Regions from separate parts of the Mus musculus genome. Here region 2 is linked to region 1. A link is a loop called in an ENCODE intact Hi-C map of the cell type or tissue named here. Cell type or tissue: gastrocnemius. All regions are shown on one strand. Links, peaks and the distances in the headings refer to the core of each region. The heading gives the core; the rest is flanking DNA.

What was found. Peaks named below come from ENCODE experiments on the same cell type or tissue, not always from the same donor. Only the 100,000 strongest peaks of a DNase experiment are listed, where the experiment ranks them.
Region 2: it touches region 1 in a loop (2.5-fold over the local background); 1 of 42 quality-filtered maps calls a loop at or near these places.

The regions. Positions count from the first base shown.
Region 1 is chr13:49,324,264-49,329,373 of GRCm38, forward strand. No RefSeq gene overlaps it. Among named protein-coding and RNA genes, the nearest start is that of Bicd2, 15 kb to the right of the region's middle. In gastrocnemius, for the core only: a CTCF peak has its summit at 2,721 (motif pointing right); DNase peaks (open chromatin) are centred at 2,754 and 4,042; H3K27ac peaks cover 516 bases.
Region 2 is chr13:49,211,871-49,216,980 of GRCm38, forward strand. Card19 (caspase recruitment domain family, member 19) reads right to left here and starts at 4,156. Exons shown (of 6, transcript NM_026738.2): 1 at 4,067-4,156. The coding sequence starts at 4,073. In gastrocnemius, for the core only: no CTCF peak of the experiment used is centred there; DNase peaks (open chromatin) are centred at 1,353, 1,778, 2,219, 2,717 and 3 more places; H3K4me3 peaks cover 3,639 bases; H3K27ac peaks cover 3,855 bases.

The DNA.
Region 1 (5,110 bases), core at 775-4,774:
TTGGGATCTCCAGAACCTATGAAAAAAGCTAGATGTGGTAGCACAATTTGTAGTACAAACTCTGTGTGGTATGGAGAGCATGCGTGCCAACTTAGAAACCAACACAGACACAAATCAGCTGAAGGATTAAGGAAGCAAGAACTGCAGAGAAGGCAAATTGAAGGAGGTGGTTTTCTCTGAGGAAGAAGGGAGAGGCTGGGGGCTGGAGAGAGTACATCGCAGGGAACTACAGATTTCAAAATGGCATTGTTCTTAAAGCCTGCAATAAAAATGACTCAGTGTTGAGACAGAGAGAGAGAGAGAGAGAGAGAGACAGAGACAGAGACAGAGACAGAGACAGAGACAGAGACAGAGACAGAGACAGCGGGCACTCAGCAGGACACAGTCATTTATGGGAACAAACACTTCCAACACAGGCCCCAAATTTTCCATTATGGAGTGTTTTTCTGTCTCTAGGCTTTTTTCCCCTTAAGACTTCTACCCATAATAAGAACTAGACAGAGGCGTTTGTTTGTTTGTTTCCTTTAGTTTTCCTTTGGTGAAAACAAGGAAACAAAGAAACAAATGAAAGATCTTTCTCTGGCTCTTGGTGGAGCATCCTGTGGCCAGCACTCTGGAGCCTTGGCCCATGGGCCTGGATATCTGGTGTCTGCAAGGGTTGTTTTGGGAGATGACACCATTCTCCTAGAATCTCACACCCTTCTTGGTCAAACTCCCAAGAAGGTGTCCCCCATTCACCTTTCCTTCTCCTATGCTACAAGCACCCGAGCCAGGCCAGCTGCACCCTGACCTTACCGGCTGGATCCAGGAGGTATCCTGTTCTCAGGCCAGGGGCCCAGCTGTTCTCAGAAGTGGATGAAATAAAACCTACTCTCCAGGTTCCACTTAGCTGGAGAAGCGGCCTTCTCTGCCAGGTGCTAAGGGCAACTTCTGTGGCCCGCTGCGCCCTGTGGCATGTGAATATTGGCCAGGGTGTGTGTGCAAAAGAGAAGAGGCTCATTTCAGCTCCTTTCCTTTCCCTCAAGGTCTCTTGGCTCTTCATGGTGCTTCTAATCTGCAATTTAACATCACTCAATGGAAATGTAGAGTTTAAAGCATGGGGCTAGAGAGATGGCTCGGCAGATACCAGCACCTGTTAACCCTTACAGAGGGCCCAAGTTTGGTTCCCAGTGCTCTGCAACTCCAGTCCCAGAGGACCCAAGACCATATTCTGGACTCCTTGGGTGTACAAACCCACACCTAGCTATGCATATATACACATAATTTTCCCATTTATTTGTTTATTTATTTATTTATTTATTTATTCATCATTCATTCACTTTACATCCCAGTCACAGCCCCCCTCCTCCTATTTCCCCTTCACACGGCCCCTCTTCCATCCCCCTCTCCTCTTCTCCTCTGAGAAGGGGGAGGCCCCACCTTGTCATATCAAGTCACTGCAGGACTAGGTAAATCCTCTCCCACTGATACTAGACAAGACTGTCCAGTTAAGGGCACACAATTTAAAATAAGAATACATCTTTTAAAAAATAAGTCTTAACAATTAGCATGACTTCGTTTATATCCTGCAGTGCCAGGTATTTTTTTAACATATGATTATTCAGTGTGTGTGTGTGTGTGTGTGTGTGTGTGTGTGTGTGCATGCACGTGCCGGAGATTGATGCTGAGTGTCTCCCTCAATTACTTTCCATATCGTTGTCACCATTTTCGTAGTCCGGATTGAACCTAAGGCCTCGAACTTGCTTGGCAAGTGTTCTACCACTGACCTCTCCCCAGCTCCACCTTATTTCTGAAACAAGGCTTCTCACTGAACCTGGAGCTGACCAGTTCAGCTAGACTGGCTAGTCAACAATCCCCAGGGATTCTCCTGTCTGTGTCCCCAGCCCTGGGATTACTGGCCTGCACTGTTATATCTGCCTTGACAAGAAATAGCATTTTATAGCCCCCGGAGATGTCAGAAACTCTTCCAAGCATCCCATCTCTACCCAGCTAGAGTTCTCCAAGTCGTCCCGTTTGTCAAACCCAAGTGGGCACCTAGTCTAGTCCCCTAGGGCACACACCTGCTAGATCTGCTTGATCACTGATCTTGGAAGGGTTCTTCAGGTGTCAATAGTGAGTTACACAGGGCCACACCCACTTGGGTATCCCGTCAATAACTCACTTCCCCTCTGCTGTCTGCCCACAGCCATGCTACTGGTCACAGCTTATAAGTCAGCGACATCCTAAAACAAGAGCTTTTAGCATTGTGCAATCCTTCCACCACTGCAAGGAAAGCAGTCCATGGCCATCCCATCTGGTGCCTTGGCTCTGAGTTTCTCCTTAGTAGGTCATGGTATAGTGGCCTTGGGGGTCAGATTTTAGCCATTCACTGTAAAGTAGCTATCTATAAATTAAATGGCTCTACAGCTCAGTGGGGATTGCTCACAGGGTACCATCACTGTGGCCATGGACGTGGCAGACCCCCAGATGTTTCTCTAGCCATCTTGTGGGTGTGCTCAAGCACCCACTTGCAGCCCTCACAGGATGTGCCTTCTCACTGTGGATCTCTTCTCAGCACTGTCTTCCCCAGAGTGTCTCTTTGCTGTCACTCATGTGTCTTGGGGATTCAGATTTCAGGATTATTTTAGGTTCCTCAGGCTTAGTGGAGTTCCAGTTAATGTCCACTTTCAAGCCAGTAATTTTTGTCTCTAACAATAGGTATCATACATAGCAACAGAGACCTTGTCCAAAATTCCAGTTCTAACCACTGGGTGGCGATCACAGACTCCTGACATCAACCCCAATCTAAGGTTTACCTTTGTTACCTTTGTGTGTGTGTGTGTGTGTGTGTGTGTGTGTGTGTGTGTGTGTGTGTGTACCACATGATGCTCTGAAGAGAATTTCTTGGTGGTAAGATTGCAGTGTCTAATGTTATCATTAATTAATGCAATCATCTTTCTGCCTGGCAGGTATTGTATAATGTTTCAAATTAATGGTATATAATAATGTCCATGGGATTATGTGATCCCGTATGTTCTCAGTTCACATGGGCTGAGGAGCAAGCTTACCTATTTGCCATCTCGAAACAGGAGTGGAAGGGGGTCTCTAATCTGATGTAGCACCAATCCCACACACAAGTTCTGAGTGAGGAGATAACTGCAGTCACCACACAGAAATCCATTCAGACATTCCTGCATATTCTCAGGTCAGGTTCCTCAAGCCAGCAGCCACTACCTCCTCATATCCTTCCCATTGAACTGGAGCCCCCGTCAGGACTTTATCAACAGGGTAGTGCAATTACAGTTTATAGGGGTCCTGTATCCAAGTATGCAGAAAAGTTTCTTCTACGGCCCCTGGGAACCTCACTCACATATTTGAAGGTATTTGGAAGTGGAGCCTTTAGGAGGTTGTGAGGGTGGGGCACCTGTCTTGGGATTAGTGGTCAGAGACTCCCCGACACTCCTTACCCACTCGCTTTTCTATCCACCTCCTTTCACGCTTCTGATTGCGGGACATGTAAAAGAAACAGACTATTTTTCTTCTTCTCTATTTCGTGTTTTGTGCTGTTGTTTCTATCCAAAGATTAAAGAAGACAGAACTCTGCTTTAAAAAATTGTAAAGAAGCCACTTGGCAGAAATTCAAATTCCTCTGGGGTCAGAACTTTTTTGAAATAAAAATTTGAGGGCAAGGTTGCACTTGGTGCTGAAATTTCCATTTTGCTTACCAGCTGAAGGGCTCTACATTAGCCACTTGCGTACGATTGAAGCCTAGCTCTGACCCCTCAGGACTGATTCATATTGGGACGAAAACCTCAGTGGGACCCATGCTAAGAGTGCTTGATACTTGATCTGACACAGATGCTCACCCTTTTGCAAAAATAAAACCTTTTATCTTCATGAAATGCTTAGGATTGTGTGGTCATTTTATTGAGATTCATTTCTAACCTAGTGTAGAAGCCAGAGAAGACTTCACTGTGGCCACGGTGAGAACCCAATTTTCTGCTCAAGCACAGATCTTGGCCAAAGGTAGAAGCCATCTTGGCTCCGAGTATAAGCTGGCAAGCCTTTGGCTGAATGCTCAACTGTGAAGTCACAGAGGCCCAAGCCGGGAAGCAAGACTTAGGCATAAAAATAAATAAAACAAAACAGCCTGACATCATCAGGGAGACAGAGTTTGGGAACAGACACACACACAAACAAAAACACTATCTGAGTTGGTACAATGCTGGACTTCAAATGCCAAGTACATAACAAGCGCTCAGGAAAAAAAAAAAAAAAAAAAAAAGAAAGAAAGAAAAAAGAAATCCAGAGGAATTGTATCCCATTGTCTCCAGACACTGCATTAACAGACAACGCCTTCAAGGCAGCTGTTGTAAAGAAGTTCAAAGATGAAATTTTTGAGAGAAGGTAAGTAGCTAAAAGATATGCATAACAGTAACAATTCAGCGGATAGGGAAATTCAACAACAGGTTATGCAGAAGAACCAAGAGGAAATTCTAATTTGGGAGCTGAGGAGCCTAAGGACAGAAGAGGAGCACCTCCTAAAAACACTGTGATGATTGACCAGGGAGTGGCACCATTTGGAGGTGTGACCTGGTTGTAGTAGGTGTGTCACTGTGGGTGTGGGCTTAACACTCTCACCCTAGGTGCCTGGAAGTCAGTCTTCCACTAGCAGCCTTCAGGTGAAGATGTAGAACTCTCAGCTCTGCCTGCACCATGCCTGCCTGGATGTTGCCTTGCTCCCACCTTGATGATAATGGACTGAACCTCTGAACCTGTAAGCCAGCCCCAATTAAATGTTGTTTTTTTATAAGTCTTGCCCAGGTCATGGTGTCTGTTCACAGCAGTAAAACTCTAAGACAGAAGTTGGTACCAGGAGTTGGGTATTGCAGTGATAGGCCTGACCATGCTTTTATTTGAAAGAATGTGGACTCTGGGATTTTGGATTTGGAAAGCAGTGGAATGCTTTAAATGGGGTTTAATGGGTCATCCTAATAGGAATATGGAAGACTTTGTTGCTGGGAGTAATTTGAACTGTGTTGACCTGGCCCAAGAGACTTCAAAAGAGAAGAATTTCAGAATGTGGCATAAAGACTGTTTTTGTGGTATTTTGATGAAGAATGTGACTACT
Region 2 (5,110 bases), core at 664-4,663, 110 kb before region 1:
AACAAAGAAAGACTTTGACTCAAGTAAACGAGACAGATAAGTCTATTAAGAAAACTTATTTGGAAAACTCTATTGTTGATGTTTGTGTGAAAAGTGGAGCAGGAGGAGGGAGTCACAGAAAGCAGAGCTGAGCTGAGAAGGAGCCCAATAGGATCTTCCTGAGTCACAGAAACATCTGGATGCTGCCTAACTAAGCTTACACATCTGTAGGCTTCTGTGTGTGTATCTGTCTGTCTGTCTGTCTGTCTGTTTGTGGATTTGTCTGTCTGTCTGTGTAGATTTGTCTGTCTGTCTCTCTCTGTGTGTCTGTCTGTGTGTGTATTTGTCTGTCTGTCTCTGTGTGTGTGTGCGCGCGCGTGCGCGTATTTGTCTTTCTGTCTTTCTGTCTGTCTGTCTCTCTCTCTCTCTCTCTCTCTCTCTCTCTCTGTGTGTGTGTGTGTGTGTGTGTGTGAATATATTAAACCATTCTTTAAAGTAAGTGCAGGGACTGGAGGAACGGCTCAGTGGTTAAGAGCATATGCTGCTCTTGGGGAGAACATGGTCTACAGCTCCAGTTCCAGGCTATCTGATGGCTTCTTCTGACCTTCTTGGCACCAGGCACACACATGGTACACATACACACAAGTATGCAAAATACTCATAGGCAGAAAAATAAATCTAAAAGCAAGTGTACATATCTGCTTCTGTTTAAATTAGACCTCTATAAAGTAGATTGGGTTTTGTTTGTTTGGTTGGTTTTGGTTTTTTGAGACAGGGTTTCTCTGTATTGCCCTGGCTGTCCTGGAACTCACTTTGTAGACCAGGCTGTCCTCGAACACAGAAATCCACCTGCCTCTGCCTCCCGAGTGCTGGGATTAAAGGTATATTGGGTTTTTACAAACAGGGTCAGTCACCATGCCAGACCTGTCCCTGGCTTCATCCCAGGGTATGGAATCAACAGGCTACCTCTCTCACATCTCTGCTCCCCTGCAACTTCCTCCTGACTGGTCTGACTTCTCACTCCTGCAGCATCCCACCTCTGAAGGTGGCTTTGTGAGGTCCTGCCCAACCCAGGTGGGCATGGCCTATCAACATGCCTAGCCTATGGTAAGAACTTGGGGGTGTCTTCCAGGAGTTCATGGTGTGACAGTGGGAGCTGCATTCATCAAAGACCCCATCCTTGGCCCAGGAAGCTACTCTCAAGAGAATAAGGATAGGGCTGTCCTGGTTGAAAGCCATTGCTCCCTCTAGGCCCACACTCTGGCTCTTTGGCTATTCCATCCCTATCCGAAGCCATCCGCACCTCCTCACCTTGGCAGCTGGGAACTTGGAATACTGGCCCAGGCCCCTGAGAGTGTGTTTAGGAGACAGACTTACCAACAGCCCAGGGATACCCAGTGACTTGCCACATTGCCAGGTGCTCCAGTGCCTGCAGCATCTCATTGAAGAGTTCACTGAGCTAACTCACAGAACAGTCCACAGGGCAGACATTTTGTGGTTCTATTTATACCTACCTAAACCTCCATCCTCCTACCGGCTCTGCAACTGCCCCACTTTCAGAGAGGAAAATGAAGGCACACTAAGGTTATAAGCCTGCCATCAGCCTGGAGGTAACAGCCAAGCTGGGGCTGCCAGTTGACATTCTCCTTCTGTCATTTACATATGAATCACCGAGAATTCTGGGGTCTGCTCTCTTCCAGACAGGAGCAGGCCAAGGCTGTCTCACTCCACATCGTGCCAGGGTGTACAAGGATGCACACACAGTAGGCATTTACTGAAGAATTCTGAGTGGGCTCCAGTCCAAGGTCCAAAGGCAAGGCGAGATCTGCTGGTGGATAGTGGCCAGTGCCTCATAGCGGCCTCCTCCTACCCTGAGTGCCACTAGCCAAGATGGACCTCTGCTGCCCACAAGCCATGAGTCACAGGAGCCCTGAGTCACCTGCCTTGGGTGGCCCAGCCCAGGGCTAAGCCAGCAGCAGCTTTAGGGCAGTGTACTTCCTGTGCTTCCTGTGGCTTTTATAAGCTGTTCATGCAACCACATAGAGGCAGCCACTGGGTATAATGGAGACTCGGGCAAGGCTCTGCCTGGATACCAGGCTCCGGTAAACAAGGCCAGGAATGCCTTTACTAGATAAAGAAGAGATCATTCTGTGCAGAATCCATGAGCCTTTCCCTGTAACTTCCCTCCCTGCCAGCTCGTACCAGAAACTTGGCTCTGTCACCTCATCTTCAACTTCAGCAGCCCAGACCTAAGTCCTCACTCTGGCATTTGGGACCCTGAAGCAGCTGGTCCCACCTGCCCTTACTCTGCTCCTAGGGTCCCAGAGCCTTCTGTCTGCAGCTCACTAGAGCCAGGACCCATGCAGCAGGCTGGGAAGATGTGATTGATTTATGCCCAGTTTATTTAGCCCCCTTCCAAGAATTCACAATTCTCCTGGGGTCCAGAACTTGAGCATCGACTCCCCTCTGAACCACTCCCATAAGTTCTTGTCATAGTACTTGGTTTGGCTTAGATCACTCGCTCCATACTATACTGCCTATTCTGTGAAGACACAACTCTCAGTATCTATCACCACCAAACACACACACTTTCTCTCTCTCTCTCTCTCTCTCTCTCTCTCTCACACACACACACACACACACACACTCACACTCACACTCAGAGGCAACAAAGACTAATGTGTATGGCAGACCCTCAGCTGGTGCACCAGGGCACTGAGCCAAGAATGAACAAGGGATCTGTCGCCCCAGGGCTGCCCATCCAACCCTCTCAGACTTCTGCTTTTCAGTCTCCATCTCCCACTAGAAAAAGGTGGGATGCTTAGAAGTGTCAAAGCGCCAGCAAGTAGACTGCAGAGAGGAAAGCGTATTATTGCCACAATCAAGGCCTGCCTGTGTCCTTCCAGCTAAAAGTTCTCCACCCCCACAACTACCTGTTCTCCTGGAGGTGGGATGTCTCATTTTCCATGGGTATCCTGTCTCTACAATGGGCCCTTGGAGGCCAGCACAGGCGAGATCTGTCCCACACATCCTGATGAACTTACTAGAGGATCTGGGAAACCAGAGGCTGAGGCCAAGGCTCCCATTCTGCTCCTACCACTGACCAGCAGGGTGGTCTGGGGGCACTTACCCAACCTGAGATTTTATCTTCCCATTCCTACACAGACATGAGAATATTCCTTCTGCCCCCAAATGGCTATTCTGAACAAGAGTGTATATTAGGGGCTCTACACATAATGCTCAGAAATTGCAGCTCCAAACAAGAAGGGCCTGGAAGATGGGGTCTCCTCTAACCTGTTCTAGAAGTCACCAGGTTGCAACCTATGAGGTCTTATTTTTGTGCATGCCCAACGCTGACTCCAGTTTAGAGACCCCTGGGATTTCTGGGGTTACCTCATCTCTCTGGGCTATCCCAGGTGAACTCTGCCATATGAAGTACAAGAGACTCCCAGAAAAAAAGTGCATCTGGTAGCTATCACGTTCCCTAGGCTCTAAGGCAGCAGGGGTCCCTCGCTGACTCATCCTCTCATCGGATCTTTTACCGAGAGAACTTAGCACAGCAATGTCACTGTGTCCCTCTGGGATCAGGAATAAAGTGGGTGAGTCCCCAGAGCAAAAGGGTTGGGCTGGGGCAACCAAGCCATCCTGGAGAAGAGGGATCCAGTTGTTGGGTCCGAATTCTCTAGACCCATCTAGAGCGGGAAACACGGGCGTCTCCCTGGTACTACAAGCTACCCAGGTTTGCAGCGCCGGTCCCGCCTCCAAGGGGGTTGTGTGCAAGCGGCGCTCTAAAGTCTCAGCAGACTGGCGAGGAGCACCATTTCCCTCTCTCAGATCCATCCCGTCCCGGGACACCGCCCGTTCCGCAGGCGCAGCCGGTGCAGTGCACCGGGAGAGCGCTCACCTGCTGCTCTTCCTCCTCGACCCGCGACGGCCCCCCACTCAGCACCCGAGACCCCTGGCGCCCCCGGCCCGTCGCGCAGAGCCCGGGACACCCCGCCGCCGCGCGCCTCTTACGCCCGCGTCGCCGGCGCCAGCTGACGCCAAGGTCACACGGCTCCCGTCGCCCTCCTGGACCCGCGCCCACCTGTCATGGCGGAGGACACGGCGCCGCCCCGTCGTCCTCGGCTGTCCGCCGCCCGGCGCGAGGGCTCCGGTGACCGCCGCCCGCAGGCCTGGCCCTAAGCCCCGCCTCTTCCCTATAGGTCCCGCCCAGCGACGACATCTTAGCCCCCAAGCCCCTCCCTCCGATTAGCCACGCCCCTTTCTGTACTTCGCACTGGAGACGCGTCAGCCGTGGGGCGGCTCGGGCTCTAAACAACTTCCCTAACTCTATACTACGCGCAGCAGAGAGCTCGGCCCCTGAGGAGCTTCTCCTGTAGCGACGCCGGGAGTCCCGCTCCAGCTAGCATAAGTGACCTAGCGGAGAAACTCAGTACCCAAGTCCTTGTCTGGACCAGAGAACTCAAGCCACGTCCCGGCTCAAGGCTCGCCCCATTCACAGCCTCTCCAATAGCTACCCGGGTCGGCGTCCCTTCGCCTATGCCCTGCCCCTCCTCCCGGTCTTGTGCCTGCTTTTTGCGGAGGTTAGGAGGTTATTGTGAACTTCTCAGTTCAATTTTCTGCTGCTACGCTCTGGCCACCCCACTCCCATCTCCTGGATGAAGAAACCGAGTCTTAAAAGAGACGAGAATTACCCAAGGTCACATAGGAGGTCAAGTCTGGCATAAAAGGCTGGTGGGAGTTCATTGGCAACCAGGGACCGAACGGAAGTCCACAGGGCCTCGACCGGACAGTGATGAATTGAGACTTAACAGAGAACTTAGTGGGTCCTCGTTCTACCAAGTCCCCCATTTACACAGAGGACAAATGGCTGGCATTGCCGCCTAGTTAAGGAAGTCATGTAGTCTGACCGAGCCTCAATTTTCCTAACTGTAAAATGTGTGGCCTCAGGTGATAAATCTTTCTGCCTCCCAACTTGTTTCCCTTCTGTTGTACATAGGCCTGGCTCTTCAAGCTCTGGTACCAACCACAGGAAGGCCCCAAGCCCAGGCCCAGCTAGGAAATGGAGATCTGCGAGGGTCGGGGAGGCAGGACCCTCACAGCCAGCAATGGCAGCAGGCACCAGATT